Linked DNA regions of Homo sapiens: all the other regions are linked to region 1. The links are chromatin contacts, found by Hi-C or POLR2A ChIA-PET in ENCODE. All regions are on one chromosome and are shown on one strand. The core of a region is the stretch at or near the end of the contact, and the rest is flanking DNA. Distances in the headings are between cores, read along the strand shown. Region 1 holds the start of ARRDC1-AS1 (ARRDC1 antisense RNA 1). Region 2 holds the start of TMEM250 (transmembrane protein 250). Region 3 holds the start of C9orf163 (chromosome 9 putative open reading frame 163). Region 4 holds the start of NOTCH1 (notch receptor 1).

Evidence for each region. A loop is a pair of places that touch in the nucleus more often than their neighbours do. ChIA-PET counts read pairs that join two places held with the same protein, here RNA polymerase II (POLR2A). Pooled maps may share reads with other maps.
Region 2: a loop to region 1 is called in a map with no recorded cell type, with 7 times the contacts of the local background. The contact joins the promoter of TMEM250 here to the promoter of ARRDC1-AS1 in region 1. A Hi-C loop is called at or near these places in 2 of 37 single-sample maps with no recorded cell type and 10 of 50 pooled maps.
Region 3: a loop to region 1 is called in a pooled map, with 19 times the contacts of the local background. The contact joins the promoter of C9orf163 here to the promoter of ARRDC1-AS1 in region 1. A Hi-C loop is called at or near these places in 2 of 168 maps with a recorded cell type or tissue (CD4-positive, alpha-beta memory T cell and breast epithelium), 4 of 37 single-sample maps with no recorded cell type and 11 of 50 pooled maps.
Region 4: a loop to region 1 is called in a pooled map, with 4 times the contacts of the local background. The contact joins the promoter of NOTCH1 here to the promoter of ARRDC1-AS1 in region 1. A Hi-C loop is called at or near these places in 1 of 168 maps with a recorded cell type or tissue (CD8-positive, alpha-beta T cell), 1 of 37 single-sample maps with no recorded cell type and 6 of 50 pooled maps. POLR2A ChIA-PET finds 5 or more read pairs at or near these places in 3 of 52 experiments (activated B cell, activated CD4-positive, alpha-beta memory T cell and naive thymus-derived CD8-positive, alpha-beta T cell).

What each region holds. Positions count from the first base shown.
Region 1 is chr9:137,617,549-137,620,200 of GRCh38, forward strand. ARRDC1-AS1 (ARRDC1 antisense RNA 1) reads right to left here and starts at 1,347. Exons shown (of 3, transcript NR_122035.1): 1 at 983-1,347; 2 at 386-643. EHMT1 (euchromatic histone lysine methyltransferase 1) reads left to right here and starts at 1,457. Exons shown (of 27, transcript NM_024757.5): 1 at 1,457-1,501. The coding sequence starts at 1,481. RefSeq lists enhancers at 1,150-1,199, 1,865-2,583 and a silencer at 1,240-1,539.
Region 2 is chr9:136,117,560-136,120,211 of GRCh38, forward strand. TMEM250 (transmembrane protein 250) reads right to left here and starts at 1,316. Exons shown (of 2, transcript NM_152833.3): 1 at 926-1,316. It overlaps LOC107987142 (a long non-coding RNA gene), which reads left to right and starts at 233. Exons shown (of 2, transcript NR_165242.1): 1 at 233-343. RefSeq lists enhancers at 1-413, 1,567-2,143, 2,144-2,652 and silencers at 430-1,479, 1,510-1,899.
Region 3 is chr9:136,482,206-136,484,857 of GRCh38, forward strand. C9orf163 (chromosome 9 putative open reading frame 163) reads left to right here and starts at 1,290. Exons shown (of 1, transcript NR_172629.1): 1 at 1,290-2,652. SEC16A (SEC16 homolog A, endoplasmic reticulum export factor) reads right to left here and starts at 835. Exons shown (of 32, transcript NM_014866.2): 1 at 733-835. RefSeq lists enhancers at 1-728, 1,474-2,218 and silencers at 458-777, 1,008-1,117, 1,188-1,367, 1,518-1,947.
Region 4 is chr9:136,544,716-136,547,367 of GRCh38, forward strand. NOTCH1 (notch receptor 1) reads right to left here and starts at 1,333. Exons shown (of 34, transcript NM_017617.5): 1 at 1,011-1,333. The coding sequence starts at 1,071. MIR4674 (microRNA 4674) reads right to left here and starts at 1,544; the gene lies at 1,458-1,544. RefSeq lists enhancers at 168-217, 2,190-2,652 and silencers at 448-497, 718-977, 998-1,557, 1,898-1,997.

The DNA of each region.
Region 1 (2,652 bases), core at 97-2,596:
TCAACGAAGACAGGTATGGGGGGGCAGTATCATTTTAACTAGGGAGGAGAGGGAAGGCTTCCCTTAAGAGGTGATATTTCAACTCAAGGATGGTAAAGAGGGAAGCCACAAAGACACTCGAAATAAAGGTTTCAGGGAAGGGACAGACAGCAGGGGTGGCGGAGAGGTGGGTGCGGGGCAGGAGGGCCATGAAGGCGCTCGTGTCTCCTGCGAGGGCTCAGGGTGCTCGGCCTGTCATAAATGGACTTAGGCTTTGACAGAGCAGTTTAGCTGCCCTAAAGAAACCTGGGAAGGTTCCCTTGGCACTTGGGATTGTCCGTTTCCTTTTCTGTCTATGTGCGCTGTCTATGCTGGACTTGAGATAATTCTCCGGAGTCCGACTCACCAGGAGACTCGGGTGTCACCCAGATTGACCTTCAAGGCTCATTTCTTGTCAGTCCAGTACCCGTCCCCTCGGTTCACACGACCATCCAGAAACCTCAAATTCAGTCCATGCTTCTTGTTTTGGGTCTCGGGGCTGGGATAAGGCGGGCTGACCACCGCGGGGCATGTAGGTAGTTTCCGTGGTGCTGGGGGCGCTCTCCAGGGAAGGCTACTTGGTCTGCAGAAAAGGCCTTGACTTGTGCATACCTGGGCAGCGGGCCTATGAGTGGCAGCGAGAGCGGGGTAACCAGAGAGGGCACACCCCCCAACCGGAGCGCCCCCCAGGTTGGCATCTCCACAACTGTAGAACCTCCCCCATCAGGGCAACCCTCCCGATTGGGACACCGCCCCCAGCCAGACACATCCTCCTAGCAGAACACCCATGCTTAGCCGGAGCCGCTCCCCCGCCAGACACCTCCCCACCGGGAAACCCTCCCCAGTGGGACACCCCAGCCAGTCCAGGTATTCCCGCCGTTAGGGACACCCCCTCCAGCCGGAGCATACCCTCGGCAGGGGCATTCCTCCCAACCGAGGGAACCCCGCCGCAACGGGAACCTGCCTGAACCAGAGCACCCTCCCGCGCCGGGGACACCCCACAGGCGGCTCCCGCGCCAGGCCGCGGCCCAGGGAGTCAGCCTTCCGCGCAAGCCGGCGAAATCAAAGTGCGTCCGGGGTTAGAGGTCAGAGGTCGGAGCCGCGGGTCTTTCTCCTTCTTCGGCCAGCCCACCAAAACGTCAATTTAGAATGAGACATGTGTTGAAAATGGGACGGCTACTCCCCATCCACTACTACGACTCTGGCGGGCGGGTTCTCCAGCTCCAGGTCTCCTACCCCGCGGGCGCGCGTTCCGGTTCCGGCCGCCGCAGGCCCGGCGCCTGGGGCGCCGCACGCCTGGTTCCAGTGCGCAGGCGCCGCACCGGTCGAGCTCCAACGCGCAGGCGCGGGCGCAGGCGCAGGCGCAGACGTAGGCGATCGGCCCCGCCCCGACTCTGGGCCGCGAGGCGCGGGCGGGGCGATGGCGCGCGGGAGGGGCGGGGCCACGCTGCGGGCCCGGGCCATGGCCGCCGCCGATGCCGAGGTGAGCAGCGGGGCCGGCGGGGGGCGGCGCGGGGGCGGCGGGCAGCGGCGGAGGCGGCGCGGGGGCGAAGAACCGGGCGGGGCGGCGGCAGGCGGCCGGCGGGCGGGCGGGGCCCCGGGTCCCCCCGCCGCCGCCGCCGCCGCTGCCGCCGCCTCAGGCCGAGGCCGGGCCGAGGCCGCCGGGCGTCCGGCCCGCGCTCCCGCCGGGCGCGCTTTGTGCGCGGCGCGGGCCGGGCGGCGGCTGGGGGAGCGGGCGGGGGCGCAGGTGAGGGAGGCGACCGCGTACCTGTGCCCGCGCCCCCCACGGACCCCGTGCCGCCGCCGCCGCCCGCAAGCCGGATCTGCGGGGAGGGCCTCGGCCAGGGTGCCGGGGAGGTGCGGAGGACAAAAGGAAAAGTAGCGGGGCCGGCCAACTTTGGAGCGCCGGCCGAGGCGAGGCTGTCCCTCCTCTCGGAGCTCTTCCTTCGCTTCGTTGACCTTTCACTTTGTTCTGAGTAGGATGGCACCATCTTTAACGAAAAGTTGGCCAGTCCCGGCGTGTTTCTCCCCAGACAATGCTGCTCCAGCCCTGCTGGCTGTCAGAAGCAGGAAAGCACGCTCGGTGGGAAGCTTGCGGACTCAAGTTTATTTCCAAACCAGCAGCTTTAAAGGGCTCTCGATGTAAAAAGTTCACATTCTTTTGTTAATGGTCTCGGCCTTCCCCGTGCTCATTCTCAAGGATAGTTTGTTTCCTTGCTTAGGAAAGGAAGCAGCGTAGAGATTAAAGTCTTGCGAGTGGACCACTGGCGTCCCTCTGAAGGAAAAGCAAGCAGGAGGTGGTGTGTCCGTGGAGATGCAGAAATAGTGTGGTCCTAGGGCTGAGATAAGGGACCGGTTTGGAGAAAACTGTCAGCGTAGAAGTATTTCTTTGAAATTAACTGTCTAGTAACAGTTGAGACTTCTAAAGCTTAGAAAGTTAAGGTGTAGTAAGAAGCCGTACAGTATCCTGGTGCATAGACTTAACACTGTATTTTAACTCAGGTAATGTATGGCCTTTTTGTTTATTTTTTTCCTGCATTTTTGGGGGGTGTTGAAATAAGTAAACTGGGAAGGTGCAGGGGAATTCTTAAATTCAATGCAAGGAGTTTTTGCTGAGTATCTGCAGCATTCAAG
Region 2 (2,652 bases), core at 66-2,565, 1.5 Mb before region 1:
CAACCTGCTGGGTGCCAGATGGACGGCTCGGGGGCCGTGGGGTCACCTTGCTGGGCCTGAACCCTGGCACTGTCCTTCCCTAGCAGTGACTTTGGGCAGGTCACCTGACCCCAAGACGGCTCCTGCTCTGTCCAATGGGGGTGCCAATAGCACTGCCTTTGTGGGTAGCTGTGGGAGGGAAGGGGCTGGGCCTGGCGTGCACAGTGGGGTCGGCCCGGGGCCTGGCAGCGGCCCTTACAGACTGGGCTGCAAAGAGCAGAGGCGGCATTTGGCTCTCCAGCTTCACCTAGTAAAGGCCGTTTATACCTTGCCGAAATAATCTGTAGACGGAATGAACTCAAAGGTCAGGAAATAAAATCTGAGCAGGAAAGTTGGTAACATTACAGGGGACTGTTGCCAAGAGCTTCGCCTGCCTTCAGATTCAGCCTGGGGCCCTGCCGTGGGGACCTGGCCAGGGCGGAGGAGGGAGGGGCCGGGGCCGCCTGACCCTCCCGTGCCCGCAGGGGCCCGACCTCGCCCTCTCCCTCCGCCCGGCTCCTCCACGGGGTGCAGGGGCCAGAGCGGCCCTATTTAAGGCCGGCCTTGGCCTGGAGCTCGCCCCGGCCGGGACCCCGGCCATGGCGGTGCCACTCAAACGCGACTCGGCGGAGCTGTGTCCCCGCAGGGTCTCGCGGCCCGCGGCTCCATCCGGGTCCCTGCGTTTCTGCAGACGCCCGCTCGGCCCGGCCCATGGACCCAGGACTGTTTCCTCGGGGCCGCAGAGACGCAACGGGCCCCGGCCAACTCCGCGTGAGCACCGGGCCTGCGCCGCGCCGCGCCGGGCCCCCTGGCTGCAGAGCCCCTGCCGGAGCCACTTCCGGGTCCCGCGCCGCGCGTTGCCCTGGAGACGGCCCCCGCCTAGGCCGGGTCCCCGACCGCAGCTCACCCGGTGCCCTCTCCGCGGCGGCGCCGGCGTCCCGGACCTCGGGGCCGGCCGGCGGTGCTAGGGGCCGGGCCTGCGGGTGCCCCTGTCCCTCGGGGCTCCGTGCGCAGGGCGGCCGCATGGTGCTGGGGCGCGCGGCTGGGGGCGCTGGCAAGGCGGCTGAGGGCGTGGTTCACGCGTCGCCGGCTGGGGTCGCCCTGCAGGTGAAGGGGCTCTCGGGCGCGGCCGCCGGAGGCGTTTGGCCTAGCGTGGGAGCCGTAGCGCCGTCCCTCGACGGCCACCGTAGGGCGGCCTCACGCCCCCTCCACCCGCGCCGACCGAGCCGCACTTCCCTTCCCCCTGCTCCGGGCCCGCGCTGGGCGTCCCGGACTCGTCGCTTCCCGAGGGCGTGCGTGCGTGCGTGCGTGCGCACGCTGCGAGCAGTCCGTAGCGTTCCCTCCCCCGAACGCCCTCGGTGCCGCGCCTGGTCTTCTGCGCCTGCGCTTGCCGTTCCTGGGCCGCGCCTCCGCGCACGCGCTACCGCATCCCGTGGAGAGGCAGTGCGCAGGCGCGCTTCCGTGGAGCAGTCCTTTGGCCCCAGCAGAGGGCTTGACCGTGGTCCTGGCCCCGGACTGAGGTGTCTGCGACCCGGCGCGCTGCTGCCGTCGCTGGGGTGGGGCCGGGCCCCGGAGGAAGCCGCTTTCCCGGCGGGGGTGGGCGGCCCAGGGACCGGGAGCAGGTCTGGTCCTCGCGGGGCCGTGTGCGAAGGCCTCCTGCGCGGCCTGGGGCTGGGAGGACAGGGCGGCGGCGGGAATGAGGGCGCCCCCCAGGCTCCAGGAGGGCGGGGAAGGGTGGGGGCGGCTGACGCCACGCGGACCCGGGCGGCACGGATCGGGTGTGTAGCTGCGAGGCCCGGTGGGCCGGCGGCGACGTCGGCAGCCGAAGTAGGGACAGCCCCGGAGCACGAGCAGGCCCAGCAGCAGCCCCAGGGCCGCCCCCCCGCCGCCCCCCAGTGAAGGAAGGGGACTTGTGTTAGTGTCCTCACGCCTGGTTCGTACAGGCTGGCGGTTGTCCTGGGGGTTTCCAGCGAGGAATGTGTTGGGGAGCGCTCCTGGGTGTGGCTGCTGGGTAGGAGGGGAAGGCAGGGTCAGCAGCCCCTGGGGCGACCGTAAAGTGGGTGGCCCTTCAAATTCAAGGCACTGGAACAAGGGGGCTGGGCCCTCCTGCCCACCAGGCCCGTCATTGGCTGCAGGCCTCCCGGGACGGCGAGCTGGCTCCTGGGCCCCTGTCCTTTGGACCAGGGCCGCCCTGAGGGCTGGCACAGCTACCTTCTCCACTGTGGCCCCATCCCCGCCACAGGAGAGAGAGCCGCCTTTACCCGACATGAGCAGGAGTTCGAGGAACATCTGGACGAGCAAAGGCCACCAGGAGGTAGCACAGCAAAAAAGGCCAAGAGCCTGTTTTCTTTACCGATGGCTGGCGGCAAATATTCCGAAAGAAACGTGTCAGGCAAGAAGCGCTAGTTCACGCCTGTCATTCCACCGCTTTGGGAGGCCAAGGCAGGGGGATCACTTGCCCCAGAAGTTTGAGACCAGCCTGGGCAACATAGTGAGGCCCCTGTCTCTACAAAAAACTTAAAATCAATAAACAGGTCTCCTTCCTTCCTCAATAGTCCTGTTGGTGGCTCACCTCTCTGCCTCTCCAGATGTGAGGCAGATCCACACGTTTAGCTATTGAGATAAGGCTGGGCG
Region 3 (2,652 bases), core at 40-2,539, 1.1 Mb before region 1:
AAGTATCACTTCTAGGAAGAACCGTCTGCGGTTCCGTTTGCTTCGTATTGCCACATGGGGGATGGGAAATACCTCTTTGGTTAACATCGGCATCACACATGTAAAACAAAATCTTAATATACAATCCACACCCAACTTACAAGCCATTTAAAAGTGTTCTTAAGCGGCAAAAACTGACTTTAAATGGCTCTGATGTTTCTGAAGGCTCTACTGTAACACTTCCATCACAAAGGGGCGAGCCGGATCACACACACTCCTCTAACCCTCGGCCTCTGTTGCAACATCCTGATCGCCCAATCAAGAAATTACAAACAAACAACTCTGCTCTTTGGTTCAAATGTAAATGTGTCTCTTCACCAGCATCGCTAAGGAAGCCTTCTAGCCGGTGAGGACAAGACACGCTCATTTGAAAAGTTAAGAGTCTTACGAGGGGTGCCTGGGGGTCCAGCCTCCCGCCCCGGGAACCGGCGTCACCGCAGCCCAGCCGGGTCCACGTCAGTCCCTCGAGTCCCACGGCGGCCCGCGCCGCGTCCGGCCTTCCGCTCTGGCCCGGGGGCCCGGACGTCTGTCCCCTCGACCGGCCCCGGCGGGACCCGAGATGCACCGCCCGCTCGGGGCTGGGCCCAGCCGCCTCCTCTCCTCCGCGCCCCGACCTCCACGGCCTGGCTCCGCCGGCCGGCCTCCGCCTTCCTCCTCCCGCGCTCGCCCCCTCACCCGCGCTCGCCCCCTCACCCGCGCGGCTGAGACCGATCCCTCAGGAGCCGCGGGCGAAAGCCCACCCGACGCTGGCGACGAGCACAGACACCTCAGCCGCCGCAGCCATCTTGGCACATCCGGCTCGGGTCTCCGCGGCCGCCGCGCCGCCGACGTGTCCGGCTTACGACATCAGCGCGCGCCCCGCCCCTGGCCCCGCCCCTCGGCTCGTCGGCCCAGACGCGTTCTCTTTCAGCCCTTCACAGCCCATCCCTCGGCCCCGCCCCTCGCCGGCGTCCGTCCTCCCCGCCTCATCCCTCTGTCCCGCCCCCTCTGCCCCCGCCCCTCGCCGGCGTCCGTTCTTCCCCGCCTCATTCTTTCGTCCCGCCCCCCGCCCGTCTTCCACGCCTTATCCTGTAGTTCCCGCTCCCCTTGGCCCCGCCCCTCTTCCGTCGTTCCTCGCCTCATTCTTTCGTCCCGCCCCCTTAGCCCCGCCCGTCGTCCGTCTTTCTCCGCCTCATCCTGTCGTTCCCGCCCCTTTGGCCCCGCCCCTCGGCCGTCCTTCCCCGCCCGTGGCCCCGCCCCCCTCCGGCGTCCGTCTGCCGCCTCACCGCTTGGCCCCGCCCCTCGCCACCTGCCCGGCCAGGCGCGCCGGGGCCGTCCCAGTACGTCGCCCTGTTTACGCTGGCTCTTTCTCCCAGTCTTTTTTCGTTTTAAGATGTGAGAAGAGATGGGATTCTTCAATCAAGGCCACAAGCGGGAAATCAGTCTGCAGGACCGATGCCAGCAGGCTCACGCACCGAGAACGGCTACTCCGCCCAGCTGAGAAGCGCGGGGCCCTGACGCGGGCGCGCTCCTCGCATTCTTCCGTTGGGCTGGGAGGCTGGAGGGCAGGCGGCGGCGGCCGCGCATGCGCCGGGAGCGGCCGGAGCTGCGGGACGCGGAGGGCCGACTGCGCCTGCGCGCTGGTTGCCTGGTTACGGCGTGGCCGCGGGCACCGAGCGGCGCCGGAAGTTGGTCGATGGCTGCCGCCAGTCCCTGGCCAGCGTCCTGGGGTTTCCCCGACGCATCCTCTACTGTCCCTTCGCTCTGCACAGAGGCCCGGGCAGGGAGGGGCGGCCCGGCCACCGCGCGGAGCCGGGTGTCCGCCGACTCGCAAGGGGGACGCGCGGGCTCCTCGTCCCCAAGCTCCGCCCTGCGCCTTTGCTGCGCCGGGCCCTCCCAGGCCCACCCTGGCCCCAGCCCTGCTGTCCTCCCGGGGAGGTGCGGCCTACTCGGTTCGTTCCCCCGGCCGCCAGCCCCACAGGGGCGCTGGGGTCCCAGCCTTGGCTGAGTGCACGTCGGTGGCGAGTGGGCCCGGGCGCTCGGGCGGCCAGAGCGACCCAGCGGAGGGGTGAGGCGGGTAGGCGCTCCTGTGCCTGCCACGGCCAGGCCAGGCAGCATCCACGCCCTCCCGCGGAAGATCGCAGGGAACAGGTGGGCACTATCCTCTGTGCCCTCATTTTTCGGAGGAGCCGAGGGAGGCTGAGCGGTTGAGGAAGCGGCCAGCCATGCCGGGCCCACTCACCTGCACACCTGCCTGGCAAGGGCAGGGAAGAGCCGCGGCCTTCCTCTGCTGCTCCTTCCAGAGGGCAGGCGCCGTGGTGGGGGTGCCCGCCCGATGGCATCGCGGGAGGCTGAGCTCCCAGCAGCGGCTGAGGTCCTCCCTGGGTGGGAGCCACCCTTGTCCCCAGCTGGGCCGGCGGCTGGTGAGGGAGGGGGTGATATCCGTGCCACGCCAGCAGGGCCGCAGGCGGTGCAGGGAGAGCTTCAGTCCGGCTGACGTGGCACCAGGGCCAATCTGCTCAGCTAACATTTGCCTTTCAGGAGTCAGATTCCTGACCTGTTTGAACAGAGTTAGGGAGCACGTGGTAGGGCCCAGCCCCAGCCCCGCTGCCCCCATCTGCTTCTTCCCAGTGG
Region 4 (2,652 bases), core at 83-2,582, 1.1 Mb before region 1:
ACCCTGGGGACGCGGCCCCGCCTCCGCCGACACCCAATACCTGCCTCCGCGGGCGCGCATCTCCAGGGCAGCCCCCATACACCCACAGGAGGGGGATGAAGGTCCCCCATTCGGAAGGAATTCGACCCCATCTCGAGAAGGGATCAATTACTCAAGCCCCTCCCTCCCCATCTTACCGGGGCTGAGAAACGGGGGAGGGGGGTGTGACACAGAGCCGCACTTTCTGGAAGAGGACAGATAATTCTCGCCTCCAACTCTCGGAGAAAGAGTGGATTAATCACTCGATTCCCCAGAGACCCCGCTCGCTGTGCGGCGGGGAGAAATGTAAGAGCCCCCCACCCGCGTCCCGCTCTCCGCCCCCAAGCTTTCCAAACTTCAACTCCGCAAAGCAAAAGGAAAGTTCAGTCCCCCCGGGCGCGGCGGCTTCTTACGCAACCCCTCCCCCAAACTGAGAGCCGGGCTGGGGGGCACCGGCGGGCGGGGCGACCGGGAGCCCGGGGACCCAGCCCGGCCGCGCGGGTCAGTGAAGGCGAACGCGGCGCCGCAGAGCCCACACTCCGCGCCCCAACATCCGCCCCGGCGTGGGCCAGAGGCGAAGAAGAAAGAAGATAAATGGCCCGGAGAAGCAACAGGAAACCAAAACCGACTCTATTCAAATCGAAAAATAGTAGGCAGCCCGCCCGCCCGGCCGACCGGCGGCAAGCCCCACGCGCGGCGGGTGAAGGGCGGGCCCGGAGTAGGGCCTCCGGGGCCCCAGCACCCCACACCGGCCTCCTAACTCGGCTCCAGGCACGGGCGGCGCGAGTCCGCCTCCACGGGGGGATCGAGGGGGAAGGTCGGTCCTCCCTGATCCCGGGACTCCAGAACCCCACGCCCCGGGCCGCCCGCTTTTCCCTCTCCATGCTGGCCTCCCCGCCGCCCGCTCCCAGCCGTGGGGCGCGCGCGCCGGGCGCCGCCAAAGTTTCCAAAGGGCGCGGAAAGTGGGGGCTCGCGGGTGGGTGGGCGCCTACCTCGTGCGGCGAGCGCGGGCAGCAGCGCCAGGCAGAGCAGGGGCGCCAGGAGCGGCGGCATGCCTCCCCACCGGCTGCCCTCTGCGCCCGGGCGGCGGCCTCCTGCGCTGGCCGGCGGGGCTGGGACGCACACGCGCGGCGTACGGTCCCGGGGCGGCGGCGGACGGTCCCGCCCTCTCTTCCCCGGCTGGCTGGCGGCGCTGTGCTCTCGCAGGCCCCCGGGCCCGGCTCCGCGCCCGGCTCGTTCCTTCGCTGCGCTCGCGCCCGCGCCCGCGCCCCGCGCCCCGCGCCCTTGCGCTCCCTCCCGCGGCCGAGGCACTAGTGAGGCTCAGAGTCGAGGTGCGCTCCGCCCCCGCCGGCCCCGCCCCGCCCGGCCCCACCCCCGCCGGTCCCCCCGCCCCCTCCGCGGCCACCTCCTCCCGCACGCCCCGTCCGCCTTTGCGCCTCCCCGAGCTGAGCCGCGCGTCCCGAGCCCAGCCTCTCCGGGGAGGAGGGACCCGGCGGCGCGGCGTGGGTCGGGAGCGGGCGCCTGGGACTACTTCTCGTTTGAAAGTTTTCAGAGGCCAAAAGTTTGAGCCGGGGCTGCGGAAGGATCCGGCTCTGGCGGTTGCCGCGCTCGGCGACAACTGGCGACTGAAATTTGCATGTGAATAAGCGGAGGAGCCCGGGGCGGAATGGGGAGGGCGAGGCCGCGGACAGCCGTGTGCACCGTGCGCTGGGCCGGGCGGGGAGCAGCTGAGGCCACGTTGGGGGACCCCGGGCCCGGGGCAGGGCTCTGGGAGAGTGGCCTAGCCGTGTGTGCGCCCCTAGCCCAGCGGCTTCACTCCCTCCCGAGGGCCCCGTGGCCGCGGCTTTAGGCGTCCAGAGGATCGATCGCCGCCAGACATCCCTGGCCGTGATTGCCCGAGCACTTGACCGCGAGGGATGGGGGCGCCGCGGCCTCTGGGCAGGGGACTCCGGGCGCCCCGAGGGAGCAGCCGGGACCAGTGCCTCGCGGACGGATTGTGCCCCGCTCCCCCAAGGGGGACCCGCGTCGACACGCTCCTCGGTCACCGTCCTCCTCCTGCCCGGGCGCCGCCTGCCTAAGGTGGCCCCAGAAAGCACAAACGGGTCGGGCGGATCTGCCGCTGGCGCCGGCGCAGCCCTTCCCACGTGCTCCTTCCGGCTGATTTATTTCTCCACCACGATGCCAGGCACGGGCACCCTGTGCCAAGCCTGGTTAAGCGCCAGGAGTCCAAAATGCCTGCCATAGTCCCTGCGCAAAGTTCACGGCCTCGTGCCAGGGACAGACAGCGCCCCCTCCCCACCCCAACACAGGGTGGTGAGTGCGATGGCAGAAGGCGCGTGTCCCGGCGCCCCTCCTGGAGTAGGAGGGCTAAGCCTGCCCTGCGGGGAGACCGAAAGGCTGGGAGGGACCTAGGACTGTGGGGGCCTGGGGGGAGGGCTGCAGAAACCCCAGAGCATGGTGGCAGAGGCAGGCACAGAAAGCAGGACAAATCTCACACCTGACCCCAGCAAGCCTTTCCTGGCACACCTCTTGCCAAATGCTGAGCACTCTGGAAACAGCCAGTGCAGGCGGCCTGTCCCGCCCCTGTAGCTGCTGCTGGGAGCCTCCCTCGCCTGCGTCCTCCCAGAATCTGGC